2 separate regions of the Mus musculus genome follow, and region 2 is linked to region 1. The links are chromatin loops, found by intact Hi-C in ENCODE. Cell type or tissue: heart. All regions are shown on one strand. Links, peaks and the distances in the headings refer to the core of each region. The heading gives the core; the rest is flanking DNA. Region 1 holds the start of Gpkow (G patch domain and KOW motifs). Region 2 holds the start of Ccdc22 (coiled-coil domain containing 22).

What was found. Hi-C counts contacts between places; a loop is a spot of excess contacts. Peaks named below come from ENCODE experiments on the same cell type or tissue, not always from the same donor. Only the 100,000 strongest peaks of a DNase experiment are listed, where the experiment ranks them.
Region 2: a loop joins it to region 1, with 2.7 times the contacts of the local background. A loop is called at or near these places in 3 of 42 quality-filtered maps.

What each region holds. Positions count from the first base shown.
Region 1 is chrX:7,688,469-7,704,961 of GRCm38, forward strand. Gpkow (G patch domain and KOW motifs) reads left to right here and starts at 8,666. Exons shown (of 11, transcript NM_173747.3): 1 at 8,666-8,927; 2 at 10,025-10,185; 3 at 10,288-10,412; 4 at 13,595-13,704; 5 at 14,902-15,115. The coding sequence starts at 8,758. In heart, for the core only: no CTCF peak of the experiment used is centred there; a DNase peak (open chromatin) is centred at 8,663; H3K4me3 peaks cover 1,608 bases; H3K27ac peaks cover 950 bases.
Region 2 is chrX:7,601,056-7,616,881 of GRCm38, forward strand. It overlaps Ccdc22 (coiled-coil domain containing 22), which reads right to left and starts at 4,365. Exons shown (of 17, transcript NM_138603.3): 1 at 4,189-4,365; 2 at 3,105-3,282. The coding sequence starts at 4,238. It overlaps Cacna1f (calcium channel, voltage-dependent, alpha 1F subunit), which reads left to right and starts at 6,048. Exons shown (of 48, transcript NM_019582.2): 1 at 6,048-6,115; 2 at 7,731-7,980; 3 at 8,828-8,933; 4 at 9,148-9,287; 5 at 9,531-9,673; 6 at 9,756-9,908; 7 at 10,487-10,683; 8 at 10,786-10,889; 9 at 12,742-12,932; 10 at 13,161-13,253; 11 at 13,368-13,461; 12 at 13,597-13,623; 13 at 13,774-13,934; 14 at 14,908-15,133. The coding sequence starts at 6,091. In heart, for the core only: no CTCF peak of the experiment used is centred there; a DNase peak (open chromatin) is centred at 4,296; H3K4me3 peaks cover 1,079 bases; H3K27ac peaks cover 533 bases; H3K27me3 peaks cover 792 bases.

The sequences.
Region 1 (16,493 bases), core at 4,663-12,662:
GTCTCCTTGCTGGCAGCCAGGTAGGTCATGGGTTCCAACTCCAGGCATGGGACAGGCCAGCCTCAGTGTCTAGACCTGATCAGAGCACCAGATGGTTACTCTAATCTTTGCTCAAAACATGCCATAGGTGGCCATATGTCCACCGGGCAGGCGACTAGCCATGTAGCCCCATGTAAGAGGTGGCAGTGCCTATGATGAGCAGAGGAGGTTAGCCATGTGAACCAGGGAAAGAAGAGGGTCTGTCCCCTACCACACTTGCTCTGACCTATTTGCTACCACCTATTCTGTCCTACTGGTAATAGAGCAATTCTGTTGGCCAAGCAATGAAGGCAAGAGCAGTGTCCAGCACCGGTTGCTGGGCTCCAGGCCTCTTAATCCCATGAGAACCCACACCCAAACAGAAGGGTGCTTCACAAGACAAGACAAAAGAGGCTCTAGGGAATCTCCTGGGAGGTGGATGTTTAAGGAGAGACCTGCCAAGGTCGCTCTGGATGCCAGGGCATGCAAGGTCTGTTATCAATTGATGGAAGAACTGAGGGCCTCTGGATTCCTGTGGCAGGGAAATCTTGAAGTACTTGGTCTTAGGAGGTGGGGGGTGAGGCTTCTTACAGAACTTCTGAGAGGTAAGCAGGGCTTATTAAGAATATCCGAAGGAGCCAGGCATGGTGGTATACTCCTTTAATTTCAGCACGAGGGAGCCAGAGGCAAGAAGATGTCTAAGTTCAAGCCCAGCCTAGTCTACAGAGAAACCCTGTCTTGACAAATAAGCAACAACAACAACAACAGTTATCTGAATCAGGGATTCCCAGACCTGGAGAGGATGGAGGTAGACAGGCCCTGTTTTCTGGGAATATCTGGGAGAAACAGTTCCCCCAAGACATGGTTACAGAAACCTGACATCTCTAGCTATTAATGGAGAAAGAATTCCAGAAACAATTCACTGAATCTTGAAGTTGTCCAGGACTTTTTTTTTTTTTTTTGACATTTTATACTGCCTAGGCTGACCTCACACTTGCAATATAGCCCAGGAAACACTAAACTTTAGACTCTTCTGCCTCTGCCTCTCAAGTGCTGGCATTACAGACTGGTACCAGTACACCCAATACACTCAGTTTTATCCAGTTTTAGGTACTGAACCCCTAGTATCATGTATGCTAGGCAAACACTCTTTAGAGTGAGTGGCCAATCCAATCCCCACTAATTTCTGGCTCTCCTGGATGCCTGCCTGCCTACCATAGGAGCTGGTGTGTTGCCACACGCGACAATGCACCTAAGCTTCAAAGAAGTACAAAGACAGGGATCAGAGCCTCTCCTGGGTTTACATCAGAGTAGAGGGGGATTCTACAAATGAAGGATTGTTATGTCCCTCGATGGGGCCAAGGGAGTGTGATTGGGAAAAGAAGTCTTGGAGGCAGGGGACAAAGGGGTGACACCTTGGGGTTATCCCAGAGGAGTCCACATATTCCTTTAGGGTTTCTGTAATAGGGGACCCTCAAAATATATATTTGTTGAGCCGGGTGCTCAAAGCTTTGATTCTAGCACTCAAAAGACTGATGCAGGAGGATTGCCACTAGTTCCAAGGCAGCCTGGGTAACAGTGAGACCTTGTCTCATAAACAGGAGAGAGAGAGAGAGAGAGAGAGAGAGAGAGAGAGAGAGAGAGAGAGAGAGAGAGAGAGAGGAAAGCAGGAAGGAGGAAGAGAATGTGTTGTGGGTGCTGGGCTGGATGGTAACTAAGCTTAGTGTGACTTCACAGTCCTGTATGGTGGTCACATAACCTCAGCACTTGGGAAAGTAAGGCAGGTTCTCGGGTAAACTCAGGTTCCTAAGTTCAAGACCAGCCTAGAGAGTGAGACTCTTGTCTTAAAAGAAAAAAAAAAGTGTGATGAATTCCAAGATGGCTCTCAACCAGTAAAGATCACTAAGCCTGACAACCTGAGTTTGTCTTCCAGGACCTACATGGTGGAAGAAGAGTGCACATACTGTGATATACGCCCATATAGTTACATATGCACAAATACATATACATTAAATAAATAAATGAAATGCTGAAAGAAGAAGGGGCGCTTCAAATGTCATTTCTGAGATGCAGACCCTGGAAAGTGGCGGTAGGGCTGGGTACTTGGGCTGAGAGGCTAGTGTGGTGGCTTTGAGTGCTTTGCAAACAGAGCTTGAAATGTGAGAAATGGGGTGACCCTTAGAGGCTACAGGGCTGGCCTGCATACTCAGGAGCCAAATCCCGGAAGAACAACCTCCAGAGTTGTTCTTAGCATATTATTTGAGGGAGGAGCCTGGGAGTTACTAGGGGCAGGTAGGAAATTCTGGAGGATTATTTAAATAGCTGACCTGGGATCATTTGTTCAGAAGAAGGAGCAGCCAGGACTGGTGGCTCATACCTGTAATCCTAGCCCTTGGGAGGCTCAGACAGGAAGATCAGTGCATTACCCATGCCAGTCTAGGTTACATAATGAGTTTCTGGAGAGAGGGAGAGAGAGGGGGGGAGGGAGAGAGAGAGAGAGAGAGAGAGAGAGAGAGAGAGAGAGTGCAACAATAGAAAAAAAGTAAAGAAAAGAAAGAGGAGAAGGAGGAGCCTTAAGGATTATCCAGCAGCAGTGCTGAAAGAGTTAACTAGTGTAGGAGAACTGGATGAGAGCAAACAAACAACAAATAGAAGAACAGAAAGGGGGAGAAGGAGGAGGAGGAGAACTGAGAGCAGAATGTTATTTGTTTGTTTGATTTTGTTTTTGTTTTTGTTTTTCGAGGCAGAGTTTCTCTGTATAGCCCTGGCTGTCCTGGAACTCACTTTGTAGACCAGGCTGGCCTCAAACTCAGAAATCCGCCTGCCTCTCCCTCCCAAGTGCTGGGATTAAAGGCGTGCGCCACCACCGCCCAGCAAATTATTTTATTTATATGAGTACATTCTACCTGTCTTCAGACACACCAGAGAGGGCATCAGATCTCATTACAGATGGTTGTGAGCCACCATGTGGTTGCTGGGAATTGAACTCACAACCTCTGGAAAGCAGTCAGTGCTCTTAACCATTGAGCCAACTCTCCAGCCCTCTGAAAGACATTAATATCATGAATAATGACATATTTCAAGATACTTCTGCTTCTCAGGCAGAGGCTCTAGGATGGTGAATACAAATATCCCTAAGGCAGGAAAACCTTGATTTTTGAGGGGAGACATTCTGTAAGAGTTCACGGTGCTGGAGAAGGGTGGGTGGGAGAGGGTGGGAGTGGAGGAAGGGTCCAGGACCTGGCCGGCCAGCAAATCCAACACAAGTCCTGAGTGCACAATCAGATAGCCAGGTATGCTGATGCAAGCACTCAGAACCTGAGCCAGTGGAATTACCATAAGTTGAAGGCCAACCTGGACTACAAAGTGTATCTGTGTCAGGAAACAAACAAAAAAGAAGTTAACAAAAGAAGAAGAAATACTGCCTCAATAGTAACAACTATATAAGGTATTGGTTGATAGGTATGTAGGATCCCTTAGATATTTTACTTATTTTTTGTGTATGAGTTTTTGCCTGCACATATGTGCATCATGTGAGTGCCTGCTGCCCTTATAGGTCCAAAAGAGGCCTTGGGTTCCCCTAGAACTAGAATACATATGATTCTAAGCCACTGTGTAGGTGCTGGGAACAGAACTGGGGTCCCCTGCAGGAGCAACAGATGATCTTTACCAGTTGAGCCATCGCTCCAGCCCCATTTCCAGTCATCCAAATTTCCTTCCTTCCATCGTTCATTTGCTGGTTTGTTCGGTGTGCACCTGTGTTCACCTTATGGATTCTCTGTGGGGATCAGAGACCAGCTTCGGGAGCCAGTTCTCTCCTTGGTCCCAAGGATAAAACTCAGTTAATCAGGCTTGGTGACATGTACCTGAATATACATGTGTATACATATATATATATATATATATATATATATATATATATATATATATGGAGAGAGAGAGAGTGTGTGTTAAGAACTGAAATTTCTTACTGGGCATAGACTCTCATGTGTATAATTTGGGTTCTCCCGAAGAGCAGCAAGTGCTCTTAACAATTTTTTTTTTTTTTTTTTTTTAGCTCTAGCTGGCCTGGAACCCAGAGATCTGCTTGTGTCTGTATTCCACATTCTGGAATCAAAGGAATGCACTATTATACCCAACTTTTTTTTTTTCTTTAGGAAAGTGATAAGTTACTTTCTTGTTTTGTTTTGTTTGTTTGTTTTTTTTTTTTTTTTTTTTTTTTTTTGGTTTTTCGAGACAGGGTTTCTCTGTGTAGCCCTGGCTGTCCTGAAACTCACTTTATAGACCAGGCTGGCCTCGAACTCAGAAATCCACCTGCCTCTGCCTCCTGAGTGCTGGGATTAAATACTTAATCAGGATATTTGAGGTGGGCAGATCCACTTTTAATCTGGGCCAGACCGTCTCCTGGGAGTTTATATGAAGGACATGGAAGAAGGAAGCTTGCTCTCTTTGCCTGTGCTGCCTCTAGAAGTAGTTGCCACTTCAGCTGTGACAATTTACCTCAAAGGCAGTGACGTCATTGAGAATAAGCAGATACCATCTTTAATTCATCCGTATCAATAGTGTTGGTAGTAAAAATAACAGGGTAGTGAAGTGGCGCCACCTATGGTTCAAACTACAGGGGAGGCTGAGCCAACAAGAGCTGGGGGCCTAGGAACTCCAGGCCAAACCAGGCAAATATGGCAAGTACCAGTCTCTTCCAGAAAAATGAAAAGGTTGTTGTGATGGCACAGGCCTTTAATCCCAGCATATGGGAGGCAGAGGGAGGTGAGTTGGAGGTTAGCCTCACCTACAAATCGAGTTCCAAGCAACTTAGTGTCACAAAGTGAGACCCTTTTTCAAAAAACAACAAAACAAAACACGCATGCACACACACTAAAAAAAAAAAAAAATCCCCCCAAAACCACCACCAACAAAATAGCCAGGCATAGCGCGACACACCTGTAATCCCAGCTTCTAAAGAGGCTCCAAGACATGGGGGTGACAAGTTCCAAAATAGCTATCTGGGTTGTGTAGCGAGAACCTGTATTGCCGATAGCAAAATAACAGCAAAAGTCAAGCTAAAGAAATAAATCTTGCCGGGCATGGTGGCGCACGCCTTTAATCCCAGCACTCAAGAGGCAGAGGCAGGCAGATTTCTGAGTTTGAGGCCAGCCTGGTCTACAAAGTGAGTTCCAGGACAGCCAGGGCTATACAGAGACACCCTGTCTCAAAAAACCAAAGGGGAAAAAAAAAGAAATCTTAAAATAGATAAAAGGAAGATAATAGCTTAATGTATTATAATCCCAACTCAGGAAACTCAGACAGAAGGATTTTCAATACATAGTAAGCTCCACACCAGCCTGAGTTATGTAAGGTGACCCATGCTCAGAATCACACATACAACAAAACAGATTATTGGCTCATTCCCATAAATCCGTTGTGGTGGTTTCAATAAGATTGGCCCCCATAGATTCATATATTTGAATGTCTGGCCATAGGGAGTAGCACCATTAGGAAATGTGACCTCACTGGAGGAGCTGTGACCTTGTTGGAGGAAGTGTGTCACTGTTAAGGAAGCCTTTGAGGTCTCCTAGCCTCAGGTTCTGGCAAGTGTGGAATTGAGTCTCTTCCTGAGTGCCTTCAGATCAAGAGGCAGAATTCTCGGCTCTTCAAGCACTATGTCTGCCAGCATGCTGCTGTGCTTCCCAGCACGATGATAATGGACTAAACCCCTGAAACTGTAGGCCAGTCTCAATTAAATGTTTTCCTTTATAAGAGTTGCCTTGGCCATGGCATCTGTTCACCACAATGAAAACACTAACTATGGCATCCGCATAAGCCAATTAAAAACAGATTTTTAAAAAAGAAAAAAGACTTTAAAGACAAGTATTCTGCATTAATGGATAATTCTGCTCCCAGAGGCCATAAGTTATTAAATAAAAATCCCACTGCAACGTAAGTGCTCCTATGGTCAGGTCCTGAGAGGTAGGAAGCCACTCTCTGATGTTTCTACTGAATGGACATGTTGTCAAACTACTTATTAGATATTTGTATATTTGTTTTTGTTTATTTGAGACAGGTTTCTCTATGCAACACTCTCAGAGATTCACTTGTCTCTGCTTCCCAAGTACTGAGATTGAAAGTGTGCACTGCTGTGCCCCATTCTAAATATTTATGCTTAAGAGCACAGATTTATTTTGTGGGCAGTGGTGAATGCAGAGCTTCAAAAAAAAATCAAAGTGAAGAAGTGACTTTGAGTACTCAGTCCTAAATGGGACATTTAAATCACACACACACACAGGGAGAGAGAGAGAGAGAGAGAGAGAGAGAGAGAGAGAGAGAGAGAACATCGTGTAAGAGCTTGAAGGATGGGGAGGAGTATAGTGAAAGACTATCTTGTGGACATGGCATGGCGTTGTTGTGCTTTATAAGAATATAAGGGAGGAGAAGGAATACGTCTGGTGGATGTGCAGTCAGGTGTGGGGGAAGGGGGTGCCTCTGCGGGTCCATGCTGAAGCAATCCTTCGCCATGAGGGACCAGCCACAGACAGTATAGTGTAGAATAGAGTTTATTCAGGGCATGGGGAGGGGAGTTGAGAGGGGAGAGAGAGAGAGAGAGAGAGAGAGAGAGAGAGAGAGAGAGAGAGAGAGAGAGAGAGAGAGGAGTAGAGGCTGGCCATGAGCACGTGGAGAGAGAAGGTGGAGGGGAATGAGGAGAGAGAGAATATGGAGTAAGAGAGAGAGGAGGGGCAAGTAGCCCCTTTTATAGCTCAGTCAGGCACACCTGGCTATTGCCAAGTAACTATGGGGCAGAGCTTAGACTAAATGCCAACAGCTGTTGTACTCCTGAACTCACATGCACAAAACAACTTATCAACCCATCATGGATGGGGGAAGAGCACATTAGGCCCCATCCTCCCTTGGGAACTATAGGCAGTTAATGGTTGGTAGGTGTTACATTCCTCAGTGATGTGGCTGCCATAAACTGCCCTTGCTCAAGTAAGCAGCTCATATAAACAACCCTAGTTAAACACAGTATGGTGATGAAGGTACCTAAAGAGCTTAGCCACACTGAGAGTTTGTGGTCTGAAAAAATCTTTTTCCTATAGCTTTATGGATTTATTTAATTATTTATTTATTATATGTAAGTACTGTCTTCAGACACACCAGAAGAGGTCATCAGATCTCATTACAGATGGTTGTGAGCCACCATGTGGTTGCTGGGATTTGAACTCAGGACCTTCAGAAGAGCAGTCAGTGCTTTTAACTGCTGAGCCATCTCTCCAGCACTATGGATATTTTTCTATTGCATTCTCTACGTATATTAGTCAAGGTTTTATTGCTTCAATGAAACACCATAACCAAAAAGCAAGTTGGGGAGGAAAAGGTTTTATTTGGCTTACACTTTCACATCACTGTTCATCATTGAAGGACAAGAACTCAAACACGGCAGGAACCTGGATGGGTACTGCTTACTGGCTTGCTCCCTGTGGCATGCTCAACCTGCTTTGTTACAGCACCCAGGACCACCAGCCCAGGGATAACACCACCCAAATGGGCTAGGCCCTCCTCTATTAATCACTAATTGAGAAAATGCCCTATAGCTGGATTTTATAGAAGCATTTCCTCGGGGCTGGCAAGATGGTTCAGTGGTTAAAAGCATTGACTACTCTTCCAAATGGGTCCTGAGTTCAAATCCCAGGAACCACATGGTGGCTCACAACCATCTATAATGAAATCTGACTCCCTCTTCTGGAGTGTCTGAAAACAGCTACAGATAATAATAGATAAATAAATCTTTTTTTAAAAAAAAGCATTTCCTCAACTGAGACTCCTTCCTCTCTGACTACTCCAGCTTGTCTCAAGTTGACACACAAAACCAGCCACTGCACAGTTATTCACTTTACATATAATTAGATAAAATTTGTTTTCATATTTTATTCATTTGTTCATGTTTACATGTATATGTGTTCATGCATAGCATGGCACTTGTGGTGCCGTCAGAGGCAACTAGTGGCTAACTCTATCTTTTTACTATGTAGGATCTTCAAGAACTCAGGTCTTCAGCTTTTGTAGCAGACACTATTACCCATTAAGTCATCTTGTGTAAATGAAACTTTTTTTTTTGGGGGGGGGGGTTCGAGACAAGGTCTCTCTGTGTACCCCTGGCTGTCCTGAACGCCTGCCTCTGCCTCCCAAGTGCTGGGATTAAAGGTGTGCGCCACCACTGCCCGGCAGTAAATGTAACTTTTATTTGCCTGATGTAATTGTTGTCTCCATGGTTTACTGCTTTCATCTGCTAAAGTAGACCTAGCCCTGGAAGCCTCCAGCCTCTATCAGTAAGGTTCACATTGTGGAAGCACATTATGAGTTTTATTTATTTTGTTTTGTGTATATAAACATTTTGCCTGAATTTATGTTCGTGCATCACATGCGTGCATGGTGCCTGAGGATGTCGGGAAAGGGTATAGGATACTCTAGAACTGAATTCATAGCGGTTGAATACCGAGGAATAACCTAATCAATCTTCCACAGCGGCTATACCACTGAGAACTACATTTCCCAGGATGCCGTATGGCACGTTCCTATGACGTTTCAAAGAGTTTCTGCGCCCTGATTCCTGTTTCCCACGGCTACAAGGCACTTGTCTTTGAGGCGTTGCATGCTGGGATTGATTCTTACGTTTCCCGGCCAGCCCCTCACGGCTCGAGCTAAACTTCCCAGCAAGCGGAGCGCTCGCCTGTGACTCGAGCGAAGATGGCGGGCCGTGAGAGTCCGCCGCCGTCTGCCCCGTCAATGGCTCCAATTTCTTTCGGGTTCACTCGCACGTCTGTCCGGAGGCGACTGGCAGACCTCGGAGATAGCGAAAGACAGGCCCCAGAGGAGAAAGATTTCTTGGCGACCGTGGAAGGGAGGAAGCTGCAGAGGTGAAACGCCGGGTCTTTCGCGTTTTGGAAATCTGTGAAATGGGCTTAAGCAGGAGGGCAGAGTAAGAGTTGTTTGTCCTGGTGACAGTGGCCTGGAAAGCCTGAAACACTGCCTCGGGAAATTTATGGAGGTAACCAGGAGTGGCGGCAAACGCCTATAAGTCAGGACCTGGGAGGCTGGCGCAGGAGGATCAGGAATTGAACGCTAGCCTGGGCAACTAAAAAACAAACAGGAAGAACATAAGAATGTAAGGGCAAGAAGAGGGAGGTTTGTTAGGTGGGTGAAATGGGGCCTGAGAACCAGAGGTATAGATTCCTCAGAAAAAATGTCGTTGGGACTTGAGTATGTGTGCCTTTTGAGAAAGGGAAAGGAGGGAAAAATGACAGGATTCTTCCTGTCTCAGCTGAAATTGTGGGAGCTTCTCCGATTTGGAGAACTAGGCAAATTCAAGTCTGGGGAGGCCATCAGCAGTATAATTAAGTAAGAAACAAAGGTCCGAAAGGCCTAAGTGGGGGACTTGTAAAAGGCAGCTTGCCGGCCCGGAACCGGGAAGAATCTGGACTAAAGATGGTGATTTTTAGGCCATTGTGGTTGAAGGCCTAAGGCTGATTCCCACAAGACATACTTAAAGAGATCCATGGTTGTAATTCCAGCACTAGGGGATTGCACCAGGCTGACTGAGAGTTTATAAGACCAGCCTGAGCTAAATCGTGAGATGTCTCAAAAAAAAAAAAAAAAAAAAAAAAACGAGTGGACCTGTGAATAGTAACCTGTGAACATGGTCCATAGGACTGGGCATTGATCTTTCTTTCTTTCTTTCTGGCCATTGAAATTGATTTTCTTTGTTTCCTAACCTCCTTTCTATCTTGATATTTATACTTTCTTTCTTTGGAGGGGGCGTCAAGACAGGGTTCCTCTGCATCCTGGCTGTCCTGGAACTCACCCTGTAGATCGGGCAGGCCTTGAACTCAGAGATCCTCCTGCTTCTGCCTCCTGAGTGCTGCTGGAATTAAAGTCATGCGTCACCACTGCCGGCCTGATATTTCTGCTTTGTGACATGTCTACTTTCCCAACCTTTTTTCTCTCCCGACATAAGTGTGAACCCTCCAGAAGCCCCCAAGGAGCTGGTTATCCCGTTGATCCAGAATGGCTCTCGCAGGCAACCTCTGTCCAAGAACCCTAAGCCATCCTCAGAAACTAGCACCGTGTTGATGTCAGACGGTGTGTTGTCCCAGGCTGTGAAGGAACTCATTGAGGGTGAGTGGACCCTGTCTCTTTGCTCTGCCCCAGTGCAGATAGAAGGGGAAGATGTTGGAAGGATAGGCTGTGGCCTCATTGATCCCTCCCATTCTTCCTTAGAATCCAAGAAGTCTCTGGAGGAGAGGGAGAATGCAGGTGTTGACCCCACGCTCACTATCCCCATGATCCAGAAAGGATGTACTCCCATTGAGGAAGGATCAGACAGCGAACCTCAGGCTGAGACAGTGAGCGGCCCCTCTACCTCCCTCCTACACTGTTCCCTCTGCCCTGGCTGCCTAGCCTCCTTGCACATAGCCGGAAAAGTGTGTGTGCGTGTCCCTAAGCCCTGCCAATTAGCCTTTCCTCCTTCCATTCTTATTAGAAAAATTAACAAAATAGATAGGGCATTTTAAAAACGTACTTGAATTCTGGGATGATGTGAATGAGGTGGACAACAAAGTAGACAGGACGTACAGGTGCCATGAGGCTGTGCATTGTTTGGAGCCGCATTGGCCTGTTTCCTCTTTCCTTCTTTCTTTGGTCTGATTTCAGACTGCATGTTTGAGGAGCACTGAGAAAGCCTACTACTGGATTGCAGTGAATGATGAGGGGTTGGGCAGTGGATGAAGGCAGAGGGGGGCAGGACAGAAAGGGCATTCTGAGCTCCAGAGGGCTCCTGTCTTTTACTGTGAGTGAAGTGAGAGCTAAGGGGATGTCTTGAGCAGACAAGGGTTATAACAGGGTCCCCATTGTCTGTCCTGACCAAAAATGACTAGGAAGTGAAGGTAGGGAAGGAAGAAAGGAACCTAATGCAGGATAGAGGTCACAAGGACACACACATTCATAGGAGTGGCTGGAGTGAGGGCTGGAAGGACAGTTAGGGTTTAGTGAGAGAAGAATGATCAGAGTGGGCACTTTTTAGTTTTTTGAGACAGGGTTTCTCTGTATAGCCATGGCTGTCCTGGAACTCACTTTGTAGACCAGGCTGGCCTCGAACTCAGAAATCGCCTGCCTCTGCCTCCCGAGTGCTGGGATTAAAGGCGTGCTCTACCACGCCCAGCTCAGAGTGGGCACTCTTAATGGCAGCAACAGCCCAAGAAAGCAACACTTATGGGTCAATCTGAGCCAACTTGCAGTGTGCTGTATCATTGGAAAGGAATGAAGAAATGACAGCAAAAGAGATGGAAAGTGTGTTTGTGGAAGTCAAGTTTTGAGTTCAGCTTCTTAGCTTTTTAGCTTTTTTTTTTCCTTTTGACACAGGGTTTCTCTGTATAACAGAGATCCTCTGGCCATCCTGAATTCACTTATGTAGACCAGGCTGACCTCAAACTCACAGAGATCCACCTCCCTCTACCTTCTGAGTGCTAGGATTAAAGATATGTGTCATCACGCCTGGCTAGTATTTTAGCTTTTATTCAGACAATTTTTGTGATACATCCTCTCTTTCAGCTGAGCTGGTCTTAGCCTTCTCGTGTGCTTTACTTTCTTCTTTTTGAGACAGTCTCATGTTGTCTAAGCTGGCCTTGAATTCACTCTGTTGATAAAAATGACCTTGAACTTCATGCTTACAACTATAATCAGGCTTTGGTCTGCCCTACTTTTTTGGAAACAGGGTCTTGCTGTATTCCTGACTGTTCTGAATGTCTATGTAGATTAGGCTGGCCTCAAACTCAGAGATCTGCCTGCCTCTGCCTCCCAAGTGCTGGAACTAAAGGTGTGCAAACTACGTCCCACTTTGCCTTCCTTAAGAAAACAAAACTTTTTTTTTCTTTTTACTTTTCATGCTTTGATTGGAATTCAGGACCTTCCCTGTGCTAAAATGCCTGTTATTGAGCTATACTTTTTTTTTTGGTTTTTCGAGACAGGGTTTCTCTGTATAGCCCTGGTTGTCCTGGAATGAGCTGTGCTTCTTGCCCATACTTCATTCTATCCTGTTCTGGCCTTGACCTCATCTCTCTAATTTCCCCATCTCCAAGCCTCCATACCATCTACATCTCAGATGACCACAATTCTAGCCATCCGTCCTCTCAGCTTAAAATCCTTGGAGCCAATCCTTGACTTCCCTTTTTATTTCATATTCTACACGTAGCCTATCAGCCCAACCTCATCATCTCCACTTCAGTAGATCCAGAAGCCAATAGCTTCTTAGTCATCCACATTACTAGCATCCTGGGCAGAGGCAGCATCTGGACTAAGTTTCTCATGGGTCTTTCTTGGGGCTCCCATGTGACTCTTGGTCCCATGACGTTTCCAGTTCTCCTCATTAATTCCTTACCATCTCTGCTTCCACCTTTCCTGTTGATTTCCATGGTTCTTAACCATACATACAAAGTCTAACCTTACTGCAGGCTCTTTTTTTTGCTTGTTTTGTATTTTGAGACAGGGCTTCACTGTGTAGCTCAGGCTGGCCTTGAGCTCACAGAGATAAGCTGCTCCCACCTCCCAAGTATGCCCTTTATTTTTACAACCGAGTCTGTTTGGAGCAGTCTTCTCACATCCTCATCTGTTCTGCTATCTTTTATCATTTATCTGATTAAATGTCAGGTCGTGGCTCCCATCTCCCTTTGAATTCCCTTAGCCAGGTATTTTTTGAGTTTGGGTTTGGTTTTGAGATTGGGGGTGGGGGGAGTCCCAGCATGTTGCCCAAGCTGGTTTCAAATTCTTGGGTTTAAGCTAGATTCCTCCCTTACCTCATACATAGCAGGGCCTACTGGACAGTGCCACTTTATTTTTAAATGTGTCACCACTTGATGTATCGTGTTTTCAGAACTCGATTTGTTGTATGTCTTGACAACTAGATCATAAGGCCCAACAGACTTTTTCCATTTTATTAGTTCCTTATCCTCAGCACCTAAATAAAAGGTCCTGTAAATCTTTTGAAAGCATGTGGATATTTGTTGAAGCTGGGTATGGTGGTCCATGTATTACATCCCAGCACTTAGGAGACAGGGGCAGGCTGATCTCTGAGTTTAAAGCCTGCCTGGTCTGGTCAACAGAGAGAGTTCCAGGACAGCCAGAGCTGCATAGTGAGAGCCTGTCTCAAGCAGACAGACTGGGAAGAAGGGGCAGTAGAGCAATAGCTCAGAGTTAAGAACACTTGCTCCATACCTCCAGTTCCAGGGCATCAAATGCTCACTTCTGACCTCCACTGAAACCAAGCACAACACACATCATGGGCATACATATATGTAAGCAAACCATTCAGACACATAGCATAAAATAATCCTAAAAAACGTTTTGTTGTTACTGAAAGACTCGGGGGTGGAGGAGCAGAGTGAGGAGTGATAAGAAATGAAAACTGTCCTTCAAGCTATCTGTTCAGGGGCCAGGGCTAGAGAAAGTCAGCCCGTGAGTGGCAGGCAGCAAGTGCATGGCAGAGGGCCCATCCCAAGCAAAACCTGACTCTCTTCTCCTGCCTGACCAATAGGTGCCGGAGGAAGCCGACTATGAGGCAGTCCCTGTGGAGGCCTATGGGCTGGCCATGTTGCGGGGCATGGGATGGAAACCTGGCAAGGGCATCGGCAATACCTTCAGTCAGTGAGTTTGGTGGGGGGAATGGGGGGGACAATGGGTATAAATAAGACCCCTGTAGTTACATTTAATCTAGAACTATCTAGGTGCTGAGGGAGGACATTATCACTAGTTACCCACTACTGTTTCAAACTGTGGTTTCCACAGCGTTGTTATTCCAAAAGAACACTAAGGTCCTCTTTGTGGATCAATTTCCTCATCTGAAAAATGCAGGCGGTACTAACTTCACAGGTTTGTTGCAAGAGTAGGATTTAGTCCCTAATAAACTAGCAGAAACTAAACATTTTTTTACATTTATTTATTTAGTATATGTAAATACACTGTAGCTGTCTTCAAACACCCTAGAAGAGGGCATCAGATCTCATTACAGATGGTTGGGAGCCACCATGTGGTTGCTGGGATTTGAACTCAGGACCTTTGGAAGAGCAGTCAGTGCTCTTACCCACTGAGCCATCTCTCCAGCCCCCAAACTAAGCATCTTTTCTCTTATTTTATAGACTTATAGTCCTTTTGTTGGGCTGGTGTGTAGCTTACCTACCATGTAAAAGGTCTTCCATCTGTAGAACTGAAAGCAAAATCCCTTTGCAGTTGTAAATCCCAAAGAATTTAAGTCATTTGGTAAGCCAGATATGACTGTGATTGATAGTGAACATTCTTTACTGTTCCCCTTGCTCTGTGTACATATTATGATTTCTTCTGTAAATATATTAGTTAGTATATTTGTTTATACAAACCTAACTTGGCACTTGTAGATAGGAGTAATAAGAGTATATGGGACAAGTTAATTTAGTTACACTACATGAAATTGCTATGGGGGCACTAAAAGTGAGGCTCAATGGTAGAATGGCTTATGCATTGAAGCCCTGGATTTGACCCCTAACACCACAAAAAAAGAAAAGTTGGCATTTTTATAACTCACAGAGTCCTTATATGGTATCAGAAAGGGTAATTAAATACAGATGTGAGCTGGTGAGATGGCTGGGCAGGTAAAGGCCCTTGTCTGTAATCCTGATGAACTCAGAACTCACGTGGCTGAAAGAGAACAGCCCCTCCCACCCCCAAGCAGTCGTCTGATTTTTACATGTGTGTTGTGGTGTACAAGCATACACAAGTAAATTAACAATTAAAACAAGGATTGCTGAGGTGGGTTGGATATTGGAAGGCTTGCCTTTTGTACTCCTACAAGCCTATTTTTCTCTGCAGGGTAGTGAAGCCCCGAGTCAACTCTATAAGGCCGAAGGGCTTAGGGCTAGGTGCCAACCGGATGGAGGCTCAGGACTTGGCCTCCGTAGGCTCTCACCACCCACCAAGACCAGATGGGGATCGAGAGAATGATAAGGAAGGCCAACCTCAAGGGCTGATGCATGGAAGAGCTGTGGTTGTCCTTTCTGGCCCCTACCGGGGCCTCTATGGCAAGGTAAGAAAACATATTCCTGAAGCCATGTCAGGTAGCTGGAGTGAGTAAGCCTGGTGGTTAGGAAAGGCTGCCAGGTGTCATGGTACATGCCTGTAATCCTACCACTGCAGACACTGAGGCAGGGAGATCACAAATTCAAGAGCTTCTTGGCTTCTGTAGGGAATTCAAAGGCAGCCTAGCAATTGTCCAAAGTAAAATAAACATTTTAAAGGAGTAGGGATCTAGCTCAGTAAGTAGGAAGAGGCACCAAGCAGAAAAAATAAAACCATAGTGAGTTCAAAGCCACCCTCAGGTATTTAGCAAAACTTGTGCCCAAAAAAACAAGGGGCTGGGAGATAGCTCATGGAAAAGAGCTTCCTACCCAAGCTTGAAGACCCCAAAGCCTGTGTAAAACTCAGCAAAGTGTGGCAGCTGCAAGGCCTTTGAGCCTCAGTCTCAGCCAGAAGGGAGAAAAGACCATATCCCATAACTTCCACAAAACTTCAGTATTGAAGCTGAAGAAACCCTGCTAACCCAGTACCTAAGAAACTCCAACAGAATTGCTGCAAGTTTAAGGCTAGCCTGGGGTATATGACAAACACTAGTCTGGCCTTGGATCCTGTCTTGAACAAAGTGAAAGCTGGGGAGATGTCTCAGTGTGTAAAGTGCCTGACTAGCTTGCAAGCATGAGGACATGAGTTTGGGTCCCCAGTACCACGGAAGAGCCAAGCATACACCCATCTATAGCCCAGAGCTGGGGAGGAGAGACTCGAGGTGGATCTATGGGGCTCATTGGCCAGCCAGCAGAGCTGAGTCAGTGAGCTCCAGGTTCACTGTCTCAAAAACAAAAAACGGTGGTGGGGGCTGGAGTGTTGGCTCAGCAGTTTAGAGTATTTGCTGCTCTCCCAGACCTGGATTCAATTTCCAGCACCATGCAGCTCACAACCGTCCAGTCCCAGGAGATCCAACACCCTCTTCTGGACTCAACAGACACCAGACATGCACATGACATGGTGTACAAACACATACATGCAAGCAAAAACACGCTGCTCACACATAAATAAAAATGTCAAAGAAGTAAGGTGTTTCACTTCTTTAATCCCAGCACTCAACAGGCAAAGGCAGGCAGATCTCTGTAACTTTGAAGATAGCCTGCTAATAGAGTGAGTTCCAGGCCAGCCTGGGCTATCTACATCTACATAGTTTCAAAAAAAAAAAAAAGGAAAAAGCATTAGATAACGAATATTTAAGGAAGATACCTGCTGTCAACATCTGTCCTCCACACACATGTGCACACACCACACAAACAGCGGGTATGTGCATGTAGACCACATGTCTTCGTTTTCCATTTTGCTAAGGGAAACACAGGAACAGAGACCTGGTCCCACTTCTCGGGTTT
Region 2 (15,826 bases), core at 1-8,000, 92 kb before region 1:
GAAACAACAACAAAACCAAAAAAAGCATAGCATTGCTACCGAAATATGACGCAAAATCCAAAGGCCACAAGAGGACACAGGATCTCTGCCCTGTGAAAAGTCAAGAGAGCACTGACGCTTAGGAAAGCAATATCCAGAGCCTTTGAGAGGGAAGCCATAGCCCAATCTATTATATAAGCAGTGCCTAAAAATAAACAGAACAAGGGATGTGGCTCAGAGGGCTTGCTTAACATGAGAAGACCCTGGGTTCCATCCCTAGCACTAACACAATCGTCATCATCGTCACCACCACCACCATCATCAACAACAACAACAACAACAGACAAAATATATATATATCAGCAAACACACAGCCAGAAAGGACGGACTCTCAAGAGTTCAAGATAGGTTCAAAGACATACAGACCCTGAAAGCAAACTTCCTGGACTCAAACTCAAGCTCTGCATGTTACCGACTGTGTGACCCAAGGCCAATACTTCTCTGTACTTCAGTTCTGTCATGTGAAAAGAAAAGTATACCAGTGGCTAGAGACATGGCTCTGTGGTTAGGAGCACTAGCTGTTCTTCCAAAGGACCTGGGTTCTGTTCCCAGCAACCACATGGTGGCTCACAACCATCTGTAACTTCAGTTTCATGGGTGTGATGGCCTCTTCTGACATCCACCATTACCAGGCACACAAATGGCACATATATATACACTCAGGCAAAAGCACTCATATGCAGAAAATTTAAAAAAAAATAAATCCAAATAAGTAAAATGCTTTCAGTATCTTTCAAAATGACACTAAAAGTACTCATCTCAGACAGTTGTCACAAAGATTGAGTTATAAGCATGTTACCACAGTGCCTGGTACAAAATATTGACTCAAAAGAAGTCATTCCGATGAGTATTCATGCATTCTGTCAAAAGAAAGTTATATCCGAGGATCATGGCCACACACGTATAAAAACAACCTGCTTCTATGCTACGTTATTTAGGAATTTTTTATTTGATATCTGCAATCAAAGACTTGTGACTGATACGAAAACTCATTCCAGGAGTGTGCTGTTGTGGTGGTTTGAATAAGAATCGCCTCATAGGTTCATAGATTTGTATGCTTGGTCTCCTGGGAGTGGGTACTATTTGAAAGGGTTAGAAGGTGTGGTGTTGTTAGAGAAAATGTGTCACTGGGGGTGGGCTTTGAGGTTTTAGAAGCCCATGCCAACCAAGACTAGAGTCTTTCTTCCTGCCGCCTTGGGATCCACATGTAGAAGTCTCAGCTACCACATCTGCCTGTGTACTGCCATGCTCCTTGCCACGATGATAATGGTCTAGACCTCTAAAACTGTAAGTAAGCCTCAATCAATTGCTTTCTCTTATAAGAGTTGTCATGGTCATAGTGTCTCTTCACAGCAACAGAGCACATACTAAGACACCTATATATAGTAAGAGATGCCAAAAAGAGAGAGGTGGCTTAGGTACAGAAATAGACACCAGAAGCAAGGTATATACAGAGGAAGACACCAGAACACACAGTGCTGAATTGGAGACACTTTCTGGTTGTTCTGGCAAACCATGGCTACTGAGCTGGACAATTACATATGATATATATATATACATACATATATATACATATATATATATATATATATATATATATACATACATATATATATATTTGTGTGTATGTGTATATATGTATGTATGTGTGTATGTATCTATATGTATGTATGTATGTATATATACATATATGTATATACATATATAGAGATATATAGATATATATATCCCTTAACCACCAGGTTCTCTACTCCACAATGAAATCAACAGGAGCCACAAGATCAAAAGGCAGACAGCACTGAGAAGGGGAACATCAGAGAAAGCCTCAGCCCACCACCTTGGTGCTTCCCACCGAGTTCCTTTCAGGCCCAGTAGAAGACATAATTTCTTTCGTCTTTGAAGGCCATCTTCCAGAACATGGTCCCAGATCAGGGGTGGACTGACAGTTTCATGGGACCATGGTCTAGACCATGTCTAGAGTCCTAGACAGAAGAAAGTGAGAGCTCTTGATAGCTAGGCAAACCTGAGAGTAATGAGCAGGATAGGCAGAGCCAACAGGGTTACTGCTCAGACCAAAACTGCATAAACAGTGGTCCAAGGCGAACAACTGTGATGACCTGTCCCCTTTAGTATACTGGATGGATACTCTACAGATCTACCATAGACTTACAGCAATTTATTGAGTATTCTGGAAAAATCAACAATCACTCCATAGCCACAGGCTGCTGGGATACAGGCTGCCAAAGTATGTGATCAACTATTCCTATAGCAACTCAGTTTTTGCTTTGTGCATGCTGGAGACTTGAACCCAAGACCTCATACATATGAAGTACAAACTCTGAAACTGAGCTACACACTGGTTCACTTTGGCTTTCACACACAGCCAACACAGAGAAACTGAGGACCAAAAAGGTTAAAAGGCAGGTTCAAAGCTGCAAAGACAGTGAGCTACAAGAAAAGGTAGACCTCTCTGCTCTTGACCACAGTAAATGGGCACAGCTCTGAAGTGAAGAGGGGTGGGTGCTTCATGAGAGCATCATTTTTGGAACTATGAGAAGCACAATACAATGGAACAGACAATGACCTTCCTCTTCCCCAGTCCCATTGATGAAACAAGTAATCGCAGGTCCGATAGGATGCCCATGAGGTCTGGGCAGAGCTAGTCAGAGCTTTATTTAGGAGAATGTAACCCAGTCAAGGTCTTCCTTCAGCCCTAATAAATAGGTAAATGGCCTACTATGTGACAGTGGAGTGAGATTTTGATGTCAAGCTTAGAAGGTGGCTGTTAACATTAGCCTGAGCACAAACCGAATCAGCTCATTTAATCCACACAAGCTCATTATATCATCTCCATTTCACAAATAAGGAGAAGGCATAGAACAGTTAGGGTCACACAGAAAGCGTGAACTGAACTAGGTAGGGTCTGAACTAGTCACACAGTTTGGCTACAGAGGCAGCAGCTTTAGCTATACAAAGGGACAGAGAAGAAGGCAAGTGTCAAAGAACTTGGCGACTTTGTGAAAAAGGAAGGAAGACAGTGTGCACACTGGGAGGAGGGCACTCACCATGCAGGCCTGGGCCAGACTCATGGCCAGGCGGAAGCGGGCAGACATGGCTGGTGGTAGCAAGTGACTGAGGCCAGAGCCCACATCAGGATTAATCACTCGAAGGCATCGGACCACAGCCTCTACGACCAGCTCAGTGGTGAAAGCTCGCAGAGTCTGCACTTCTGGAGGAACTGCCCTAAAAAGGAAAGCACCAGGCTTGAGTAGTTAGGAAACAAAGTACAGACTTCTAGAGAGGGAATGCTCTAGAATCCAGGTCGGGGCAGGGAACAACCAAGGCTTCAACAGATCCTGGGTGCTGGTGACTATGACCTTTACTTAGTCCTAAGACCTCGGTGAATGAGGGTGACCTGAATTCAGAAAAGTCTCAAACTCCCCTACACTTCAAAGTTTCCAACCTCTGGGATCTGCAAAAGTGAAAATGGTCCAAGTGGCACAGTCTCCATATTTCTGGGCACCAGGACATTGTTCTTTGCATGGCAAGGCCTCCTAGATCTACGAGGTTTGGGAAAGCTACATAGGAAGAGGCTGGAGTTTTCAGAAGTCTCAAATGTCAGGGTCAATAAATAGAAATAAAAAATCGGGCATCCTAAATTTTGGCATCAAGGACTTTTAGGTCCCTCAAATAGTGCATCCTTTGTGTTCCTGTGTTACCAAGTGCTGCTACTGTCAGAATGTAGGGCCCTGGTATTTTGATAAGTCCTGGGAGTTTCAGGAGTTATTGTTCGAAGATCAAGTTGCCAGTCTCAGGAATTCTGGAGACTCTGGGTGCCAGACTCCTGTGTTATCAGTTTCCTGGTGTGGGTGTCCTGGAACCTCTAGATATCAGGATCCCAGCATATGCAGGTCTCAGTTTGTAAGGTGTCTGAGTCCTCGAGGTTTTACCCAATGTCCACATCAAAGTATTTAGGAAAGTCATGATGTTAGAGTGTAAGCAGGGAGGAGGAGGAGAGGCTTCGGAATCCTGTAAGTTTGGGCCTTTGGGTGTCAAGGTCTTCATTTTAAGGTTCCCGGGTAATGGGGGTCCTAGGATTTGGAGTCCCGGATGTGAGCAATTGGAGGCGACTGGGGGTTGCGTACTTACGTGCCCGCCTGGCGCAAGGAATGGATGAGGATTCGGTCAGCCTCCTCCATGGTGGAGTTAATTCTAACTCCGGGGCTGGGTCTAGGACCAGATCAGAGAAATTGGAGCTCTCCGCGCTGCTCTCGGCGCGGCGAGGACAGAGAGTCACGTGCCGCGCGAGGAACATTGGGAAATGTAGTTCTAAGGAGTGAGCGTTGCGCAGGCAGCGGCGCTGGAGGCGGGGTGTGAATTACGTAATGGCTCCTGGAAGTTGTAGTTCTTTCACTTGTAGTCCCATGGTCTCCTCCAAGGGAAAAAAAAAGGAAATGGGCTGGGGAGTTGAGAGACAGGACAGAGAAAAATTTTCATTTATAAGACACGTTCATCTTCCAAGCTATAAAAGTTTATACGTGTACAAAATGACTGTTCCCCCGTGTCTTGCTAGCCTCATCTGTAAAGTGAGAATTTGGATAATACCTTCTTCCTAGGGTTAAGACATAATTGCTACGACTGGGGATGTGACTCAGGATAGCCTCACAACCTGAGTTCTCTCCCTGAGATCCACATGGTGGAAGGCAGGAAATGACTTGATAAGAGTCTGAATTCCACGTGTGCACTGTGACACATTTATGCTCGTGAGCACACACAAAAGGATCATAAATAGATTTTAAATAAATAAAACAAACGTCATTGCTCGAGTAAACCTACTTAACCACCAACCACAACAAACTGAGGTCGATCCTCCCTGGGACCCAAGAGACATAAAAAGAGAATGGACTCCTACAAAATGTCCTCTGACATCTACACATGTGCAGCAGTACCACTATCATGCACACAAAATAGATGGAAAAAGCAAAGAATTACTAGACCAGGCGTAGTGGTAAACATCTGTAATCTCAGCACCTGTCCCAAGTGTAGATTGGGCTACAGAAGGAGATCACCTCCTTATGAAACCATTCCTTATTGAACAGCCTCTTTTGTCTCTACTATCCAGTAGTGCTAACATTTGTCATAATCACACATACACATCACATACTTGACTCAGTTTCTGAACTAAGCTCTCTCTCTCTCTCTCTCTCTCTCTCTCTCTCTCTCTCTCTCTCTCTCTCTTTCTCCTCTCGTTGTGCTATCCTGTCTTGCTTTGGTTTGGTTTTCAGACAACAAAATCTTGCAATGTAGCCCAGGCTGGCCTCAAAATTGTAATAATAATATTTCTTTCTCCCAAGTGCTAGGATTAAAGGCTTGTACCACCGCCCCTGACTGTATTCTATTTTTAATTACTGTAGATTTACAATGAGTCTTGATATCATATATGGCAAGCCCTCCCATCTTGTTGTCTTGTTCTTTTTCAAAATGGATTTGGCTTTTTTGTTTTTTGGTTTTGGGGTTTTTTGTTGTTGGTGGTGGTGTTTTGGTATTTTGTTTTTGTTTTTGTTTTTATTTTTTGTCATTTGTCTCAAAGACTGTCAATTCCAAAGAAAACTATGCTGAGATTTTGTTTGGTATAGCTAATGCAGAATGCCAAGAAGATCACTTTGGGGAACTTTACAGCATCACTAAATGTTACATATTTCTCCATTTTATGTCCCTTTGATATTTACTATCTGACTTTTTTCCTAGAGATAAATATATATATATATTAGGTTTTTCCTATGTACCTCAAGTGTTATATGCTATTGGAAAATTATACCTTTTTTTTTTCGTATTTTGGTTTCTGCCTGCTTGGTGCAGATATCGATTTACTATACACTTAACCAGTGCCTTTCCCCTTGCCAATCTCAGACCTACAAATATCCCATTTGCTCCCCCTGTTCACCCTCCCAACTGACACCATTTTTCCCCGCCCCGTGACCTTAATCTCTCTAAGGCTGGGAGAGGAGAGGGAGGACTGTGTGCAGATGGTCCTTATATCTCCTGAGGAGGATGTCGGAATCTGAAGTCGGGAAAGGTGAGAGAAGCCATCCACCCCTGAAGACCCTTGAAGTGACCCTGGGCTCTGGTCCACCCTCATCCTCTCACCTACCAATTGCCCACCTGGATCCTACTCCCAGAGAGGTCTCTGGGGAACTAGAGTATCATCCCCCTCTTCCTGTCCTAGCCTCCCCTTAAAAGAGCTTCTTTGTCACCCAATCTCAATTGCACAACCTAGCCTATGTGTTATCCTCAATAGCCCCTAACCTTATGCATAGCCTTAGTTCCCAAATGAAACCCAGACTCAATCCTGACCCTAGCACTCACTCCAAATCCAGCCTCACACTAAACCTTAATCTAAACCCTGCTAACCAAAAGACAATCCCCCACCTCCACCACATGGGACATTAGAATCCAAACCGCATGATAGCTACAGACCTTATCATGAACTTGAAGGTCATCTAACATCTAGACGCCAGTACTGCTATGGAGTGATTTCCCTGGCTGTCCAGAAACAGCACAGACCCTTTTTCAAGTTGTTATTAATTTATCTTATAAGTGTGTGTATGTGCCTGAGTTTATGTATGAGTGTCATGTGTGTGCATTGACAGCAGAGGTAAGAAAAGGTGTCAGATCTCCTAGAACTTGAGTTCCAGGAGACTTTGAGCTGCCATGTGAGTGCTGTGAATTAAACCCATGTCCTTTGGAGGAGCACTATGAGCTCTTAACCACAGAGCCAATGCTCCAGGTTGAGCAGACCCTTCCTTCTACAAACACAAAATGAATGCAGATCAGGAACATACAGCTAGTGCTGCTGTAAGCTGCGGAGGCTCAAGAGTCAGAATGCCTTGGTTTGGCTCTTGATTCAGCCACTTCGGCAAATTATTAACGCTTGCATTTCAATTTTCTCATTTTCAAAATCAAAATAATATCACATACTAGACATTCGTATGAATATTGAGCTCAACTTACTCCTCACAACATCCTTATAATTCAGGCAACTATTATTATCCTTTCCATTATACAGATAAGAAAACTGAGGCTCAGATGTAATCCCATAATTGACTCAATGCAATACACAACTTCTAAATAGTAGTAAGGATTTTAATCCAGACGTCTTATTTCCTTCAAAGCTGGGGACCTTAACCAGGTTGACCCTTTACCCCTCTCAAAAGCTGAAACAAAGCCACAGACAGAGTCATGAAACTACAGTCTGAAAACACCAATGCAAAAGGCAAATTCTACTCAAAATGTATCCCTCCCTCACTTTGATCCTAATTCCAAGCCCAAGTCATTCAAATACCCAGCTTCAGCCCTAAATAAAACCTCAACCAAACTCCATTCTTGCATATATCAATTGAGGCTAGACCCACGCAGACACAAAATCCACAACTTAAATTTGTCCTGGAGTTGAAATGCACAGCATGGTGATCATCTAACCAAGTCCTCGACCGCTTTCCTTAGCAAAAATCCCTCTACCCTAAACTTCATTCCAACATTGATTGTCAACCCTCAACTCATAACTCAAGCATCCCCCATCTCCCCATAGCTTTACATGTTCTTCTCCCATCAAATACAGGGATGGGACTGGACAAGAAATGGCTATGATTGTCCTATGCTGTCCCTTCCCTGACTCCTGTTTCTCCACACAGATACAACCCCAGAGCCCAGTCCAGCCAATGGGACTGGCCCTGGCCCTGAATGGGGGCTCTGTCCTGGGCCTCCAACTGTGGGGACTGATACCAGCGGGGCGTCAGGCCTGGGGACCCCAAGAAGAAGGACCCAGCACAACAAACACAAGACTGTGGCGGTGGCCAGTGCTCAGAGATCACCTCGAGCGCTCTTCTGCCTCACCCTTACTAATCCCATTCGTCGGTCCTGCATCAGCATTGTAGAGTGGAAGTATCCTGCGAGGCTCAGGGGTAAGGATGGATCACTAGGGTGTCGAAGAGTCTAGAGTTAAGTCAAGCCTGGACTGGAGGAAGCCTGAGATTACTAGAGACCAATGATCAAATATTGGGGGGAAAAGATTCTGGGGTGAGCGTGTAGCTCAGTGGTAAAGTATTTATTTAGTGTATTAGATGCCTTGAGTTCAATCCAAAGCATTGCAAATTGAGAGAGAGAGAGAGAGAGAGAGAGAGAGAGAGAGAGAGAGAGAGAGAGAATAGACAGGGAGTCCAGAGGAATGAAGGTCACCAAGATCAAGAGTCTAGCACTAAGCTGGCCATGCTTGCATGTGCCTATAACTCAGGAAGCTGAGGCAGAACTGAAAATTCAAGGACAGCCTGGGCTACATAGCATGATCGTGTCTCAAAAAAAAAAAAAAAAAAGTAAACTTGGGAATGTAGCTCAGTCAGTAGAGTGTTTATCTAGCATGCACAAAGCCCTGGAGTTCAATCCTTAGGACCCCATTAAACTAAATATGGAGGCACATGCCTGTGAGCCTTTCTCTCAGAAGGTACAAGCAGAAGGACCAGAAGTTGAAGGTCATCAACTACATAGCACAAGTTTGAGGTTTGAGAGTAGCCTGAGCTACATGAGACTCTTCTCAAAATGATGATGATGGTGGTGATGATGATGATGATGATGATGATGATGGGGAGGAGCCAAAGTTAAGGCCTTGGTCAGGGCAGGGTTGGGAATGTCCAAACCTTGAAGTCTAGAATTAACTCTAGATGAAGAGGGCACTAAGTGAATGTGGGTTCTGAATGTCACTCTTCCTGGGTCCTTAACTGTGTGTTCACCTGAGGCCTTTTGATATTCTCATCCTCCTGACAATCTTTGCCAACTGCGTGGCATTGGGGGTATATATCCCCTTCCCTGAGGACGACTCCAACACTGCTAACCACAACTTGGTGAGGTCTACCCCATCCCCAACCAGACTGCAGTTCCCTTTAGAGCTACAGATAAAACCACCCAGCCAGACCCCACCCCTCCGGGGCCTACCCTACTTCACTCTTGGTCCTGGCAAAAGCAACCCTAACCTGTGCCTACGACTCACCCACGGGGTCTGACCCTGCCCCGAAATAAATCGAGGCCTTCACGCCCCGCCCCCTGCTCCGCCCTCAGGAACAGGTAGAATACGTGTTCCTGGTGATTTTCACCGTGGAGACAGTGCTCAAGATCGTAGCCTATGGGCTGGTGCTCCATCCCAGCGCCTATATTCGCAATGGCTGGAACCTGCTCGACTTCATCATCGTCGTGGTCGGGTGCGCGTCTGCAAGGGGAGGGGGGCACCCCACCCTAGTTCGCAATCCATTGAATTCTGGGGCTTAAGGAAGCGTTTGCTTCAGACAGCCCCTATTCAGCAGCTAAAATCTGTAATATTAACATATTTAAAACCATTTGCGTTTCCAGTTATAGGGGGGTTGTGCTTTCCCGATGAAAAATAAGGGAAAGGGCGGGAACCAAAGCCCTGACTCTCCCCTCCACGTCCCAATGCTCCCCATCAGGCTGTTCAGCGTGCTGCTGGAACAAGGACCTGGGCGGCCAGGAGATGCCCCGCATACTGGAGGAAAGCCAGGAGGCTTCGATGTAAAGGCACTGCGGGCATTTAGGGTGCTACGACCTCTAAGGCTAGTGTCTGGGGTCCCGAGTAAGTATACGTCCCTCACCAAGTTGGAGGAGGGGCGCCAGGCTGATGGCGAACGCGCTGAGCCTGCCCCTCCCCGTCACAGGTCTGCACATAGTGCTCAATTCCATCATGAAGGCGCTTGTGCCGCTGCTGCACATTGCCCTGTTGGTGCTCTTCGTCATTATCATTTACGCCATCATCGGACTCGAGCTATTCCTCGGACGAATGCACAAGACATGCTACTTCCTGGGATCTGGTCAGCCAGCACCCTCTCACAGGACAGGACACGCCCCCTGCCCTCACTTCTGGCTCCCATCTTGCTTCTAGAAAGCCCACTCCGTTTCTCGGGACTTGGTTGCTAGGCTCTGATTCTAACCTTGTATAGCCAAACCCATCCCTGTATTCAAGACTCCTCCCTAAAAATCCCAGAATACAACCCCTCCCTCAGCAATGACTGTGCAGGTATCACAAGACTCCAGCCACAGGCTCAGTCTGCTGCATTTTAGACTGCAAACTCCACAAAATCACCCATAGGCATTTATGTAGACCCGAGCCCAAGCCTTTTCTCTGCCCTCTTTTCAAGAGACTCATATTCACAAGACTCTTCCCCCAGTTCATGTACTTTCACTCTTCCCAGACCCATGTTGGAATGACTCGGCTTCCCAGTGGTTCAAATACTTCCAGGGGGTTGACCCTAGCAGAGGAGCCCAGGGTTCCTTTTGCCTTAAAAATATCTAGGGCGTTGAAACAAATTCCCTATAAGGGCAGAGCTTCAGAGTGGCAGGGACCAGTGTGTGACTTGCTTCATAGCCCCAGGCTCCAATTTTCCTGCAGATATGGAAGCAGAGGAGGACCCATCACCTTGTGCATCTTCTGGCTCTGGGCGTTCATGCACACTGAACCATACCGAGTGCCGCGGGCGCTGGCCAGGACCCAACGGTGGCATCACGAACTTCGACAATTTTTTCTTTGCCATGCTAACTGTGTTCCAGTGTATTACCATGGAAGGCTGGACAGACGTCCTCTACTGGGTGAGGCGAACAAGTCCTCACACCGCTTGGAGGCTGCACCTGCCCTTCTTCCCTAGCTCAGATTGTCCTGTCTGCATGCTATGGAGTATGTTCTCTCTCCAGATGCAGGATGCCATGGGGTATGAGCTGCCTTGGGTGTACTTTGTGAGCCTTGTCATCTTTGGGTCCTTCTTTGTCCTCAACCTTGTGCTTGGAGTCCTAAGCGGGTAAGAAGCCTGGATATTCTCCCCTATAATTCTCCCCATCTCGCCACCCCCCTTTTTTTTAAGATGTACTTATTATATGTAAGTCACACAGTAGCTGTCTTCAGACACACCAGAAGAGGGGTGTCAGATCTCATTACAGATGGTTGTGAGCCACCATGTCGTTGCTGGGATTTGAACTCAGGACCTTTGGAAGAGCAGTCGGTGCTCTTAACCGCTGAGCCATCTCTCCAACCCCTCACCACCCTTTTGTGCCACCAAATTCCCAAGAATCTTCCATAAACTCCATCTGAGCTCGGCTTAGCAGCACAACCCTGCAATCCCTGCTACCTGGGAGCCTAAGATCTCAAGTTTAAGGCTAGCCTGAACAACTTAGTGAGACCCTGCCTCATTTTTTTCTAAAGTTTAAAAAAAATGAAGTCTGAGCACTTGTCTAGCATTTCTATGGCTCAGGGCTCAATCCCTAACAGCACTAAAATAATCTGATGTGTCCCCTCAGTCATTCCAACTTACACATCGACTGCGTGGCAGGCACTGTTAGAGAAATGAAACAAGGAACATGGAAACACCTGCATTTTCATAGGAACATACAAATAATAGCAACACATAATAAGTAAATGTGTTCACATCACTCACACACACACACACACACACACACACAAAATATGCACTGTGAAGAGAAAATAAAATAAAGAGGAACAGGGAGATGTTACAATTACAAATACCCACATCTGGGGCTGAGGAAGTGGCTCAGTAAAGCATGCTTGCCAAAGCTGGGCTTGGTGGCGCATGCCTTTAATCCCAGCACTCAAGAGGCAGAAACAAAGGATCTCCTGAGTTTGAAGCCATCCTGGTACATAGTGTGTTCTGGGATAGCCAGGGCTACACAGAGAAACCCTGTCTCTGTAGAAGGTTCAAGTTCAGTTCCCAGCACCCACATGACAGGTCACAACCACCTGTAACTTCACTGTTGAAGGAACTGATTCCCTCTTCTGGCCTCTGGGGGCTCCTGAAGGCAACTGATGTACATATTCAGGCAGGCTTACACACATACACACAAATAATAAATACTTTTTAAAAAAAAAGAAATAACTGGGAACATCAAAGCTAAGTGTAGCATTGCACATCTGTAGCCAACATCCAGAGGCAGGAAAGATTGCAAGTTTGGTGAGGCCCTGAGCTAGTAATGAGACACTCTCTCAAAAATATATAATCAAGCCAGGCTTAGAATGTACACCTGTCATCCCAGCACTTAGAAGGCAGAAGCAGGAGAATCACATTGACTACATAACAAGTTCAAGATCAGCCTAGGCTGCCTGGCAAGTTCAAGGTCAGCCTAGAGTATGTGAGACCCTGTCTCACTCTCTCTGTGTCTGTCTCTGTCTATATATAGATAGGTAGGTAGGTAGGTAGGTAGGTAGGTAGGTAGGTAGAGATATTAATAATAACCAGAACCCAGCAACATGGGTTTGTGGCTAAAGATGTTGTTGCCAAGTCTGATGACCTAATTTTAAGACATAAGACCCACATAATAGCAGGGAAGAACCATCTCCCTTGGATTGTCCTTTGGTCCACAGGCCATGACACCCACTTGCCTCGCACATGAATGATTAGATAGATAGATAGATAGATAGATAGATAGATAGATAGATAGATTCTTTTAAAAATCAGGAAGGACCTCTTGAGAAAGTGTTGATGGTATTCTAAGTCATGGGAACAGCTGGCGCAAAGGCGTGGAAGCTAGAATGTCCTTGGTCTATCCAAAGAACAATTAGAAAGCTACTGTGGCTGGAGTAGTAAAGGCAAGGTTACTGGGGGTGACTTCCTTATGTAGTCTGTTTCCCTCTTCCTCCAGGGAGTTCTCCAAGGAAAGAGAAAAGGCAAAAGCACGAGGTGACTTTCAGAAGCTTCGGGAGAAGCAGCAGATGGAAGAAGACCTTCGGGGCTACCTGGACTGGATCACACAGGCTGAGGAGTTAGACCTTCATGACCCCTCAGTAGACGGCAACTTGGCTTCTCTTGCTGAAGAGGGACGGGCGGGCCATCGTAGGCAACTCAATTCTGGCCCCGCTTCATTCCTAGCCCTGATGTGATTGCCCTCCTGAAACCCAGACCAAGCCTGCAGCCACCCTAGGCTTTGCCCCAAATCTGGATCAGGGCACAGAATCTCAACCCAGATTCAGATACAAAGACTCCAACTAGTTCCTTGTCCCTTAGATTTGACCCTAATTCTGCCACCAAGCCACTCTTCTCAGTTACAACTATCCCCCACAGGGCCACAACTGTCAGAGCTGACCAATAGGAGGCGCGGACGGCTGCGATGGTTCAGCCACTCTACTCGCTCCACACACTCCACCAGCAGCCACGGTGAGGACTAAGCCAGCAAGGACTGGGGCAGAGCTAGGGAGAGTGGACTGAGGGAAAAACCAAAACTGGAACCTAGACTTTGGGTCCTCACCTCTAACCTCACTTTGTCTGCAGCCAGCCTCCCAGCCAGTGACACTGGCTCCATGACAGACACCCCTGGAGATGAGGATGAAGAAGAGGGGACCATGGCTAGCTGTACACGCTGCCTGTGAGGAATCCCAGCCCTCAATCCCTATGTAGCCCAGACCCCCACTCTTACTTTAGCTTCAAACACCTGACTTCCAGTCATAGCTGCTGAGTCCCTCTTTGCTCCTTATGATATCCCCTTTCCAATCATTTCTAGAAACAAGATTATGAAAACAAGGATCTGGTAAGTTGTGAAAGGTTGTGCAATCTTTTGGCCCCCTGAATTTGAGACCAGTCCACCTCCATGGCCCATGTGGACTTCTGGGCTCCCCGACCTGCACACTGGGCTGACATAGGCCAATCTCAATGATGTGATGGGCTCTCCTCTGCCCAGCCGCCACTTCCGCCGAGCCAACCGGGGTCTCCGTGCACGCTGCCGCCGGGCCGTCAAGTCCAACGCCTGCTACTGGGCTGTACTGTTGCTCGTCTTCCTCAACACGTTGACCATAGCTTCAGAGCACCATGGGCAGCCTTTGTGGCTCACCCAGACCCAAGGTGAGCCTCTGCCTGCCAGCTTCTCTTCTTCATCCCTTGCTCTCTTCACCCCAGAAGTTCAAAGGCAGGCTCTCTAGGAAGTCTTTGACCGCTGATACCACCTTCCAATTCAGACGAGTGCAGAAACCTTAATTTGTCTTATCCCACCGTGCAGACCACACTTACGTGCTACCTGCTATGTGTATCAAGCTCTAGTCTCGGTATTGCACATGGCCAAACACAAATGTCATTCCACTAAAACTTTAAGGTTAAGGGTCCTGATCACCATGCCATTAACGTCGAGCAACTAACCCCAGGATTCAGCTCCCGAGGGTCAGAGCAGGAAGTGGAATCCTGACTCTTTAACATCATGCTCTCCAAACAAGTTAACCCCTCTGTGCCTCAGTTTCCCCATAAGCAAAATGGAAACAATGATAAGTGTCCATGGCATGGAGTGGTTGGGAGGATTAAATGAGCTCAGCTGTAAAATGCTTAGCGTAGTGTTTGGCCTACATCAAGTATCAACTGTTATGATTCCTTATAGTCCTAAACCCAAGTTTATTATTAGTCCTGCTCCTAACCCCACTCCAAACCAGTTCAGTCCCAAAGAAACCCTAGGCTTGGAGCTGGGGCTGTATCTCAGCGGAAGATTGCATGTGTGGAGCCCTGGATTTCATTCCCAGAAGCAAAATCATAGGACATAAATATAAAAAAATAATAAGAAGAATAAATCCTAGATGCTAACTGTACCATGGAGTATGGAGTTGTCTTGGACTCACAAAGGGTGACTCTGGCCCCTGCCTCAACTCTACCCTCTGCCCCAGCTCCAAACCTCACTTGCTTTGACCTACAAACTCACTTCAGTTCTTAACCCCAACCAAACCCTAGCCCATACCCGGCCTGTTCCCTGCTTCCCCCAAGATCCCACCAAAGCTCCTGGCTTCCTAAAAACATTGCCATATTACACAACGCCCCACACCCCGGCTCCCAACAGAGTATGCCAACAAAGTTCTGCTCTGCCTCTTCACTGTGGAGATGCTCCTCAAACTGTACGGCCTGGGCCCCTCTGTCTACGTTGCCTCCTTTTTCAACCGCTTTGACTGCTTCGTGGTCTGTGGGGGCATCCTAGAAACCACTTTGGTGGAGGTGGGGGCCATGCAGCCTCTTGGCATCTCAGTGCTCCGATGTGTACGTCTCCTCAGGATCTTCAAGGTCACCAGGTATGTATGCATGGGGCCTAAAATGCAACCCAACTCTACTCCCTTGCTCCAAAGATAATTCTCTCAGCCTCCTCGTTCATTTAGCAAGCATCTGTTCAGCACCCACTGCTACATGCTGACCTTTGGGCCCTAGGAAAAGCAAAGAAAGCACAGATTCCTACCCTCGTGGAGAGGAGAGTCACCAGGAATAGTGCCTCTTCCATTTCCATCCCAGTTCCCAACTGACTTCACCACCCCCAAGCCCATCTCCATGCTTACCCCCCACCCCAGCCACAGAACCTCTCTAACCCCAGCCCCAACTACATCTAATCCACAGGTCCACTCTCTAATCCCAAGCCCAACCCAATCTCCCACCTCAACCCCAGCCCTAGCGCCATCACTGAGCACCAACCATAATGCCATTCCCAAATCTCTGATTCATCATCCTACTCCTGGCCAGCCACCTTTCTCCGACTGCAACCCCATTCTGCTCTCCCAAACCCCAAGCTCCTCTGAATCCCCTTTCCTAGACCAAACCTTCAATCATAACCTTCTCCCAACTCCTCCAACCCCAAATCATCATGGCTCGACGCCCAATTCATCCCAGTCCCAACATGAAACCCAATTCTATCGACGCCTCCCCACTAATTTCACCTCCCACCACACCCTGGGTGCCAACTCTAACTCCAAACTTAGCAATCCTCCTTTCCTATT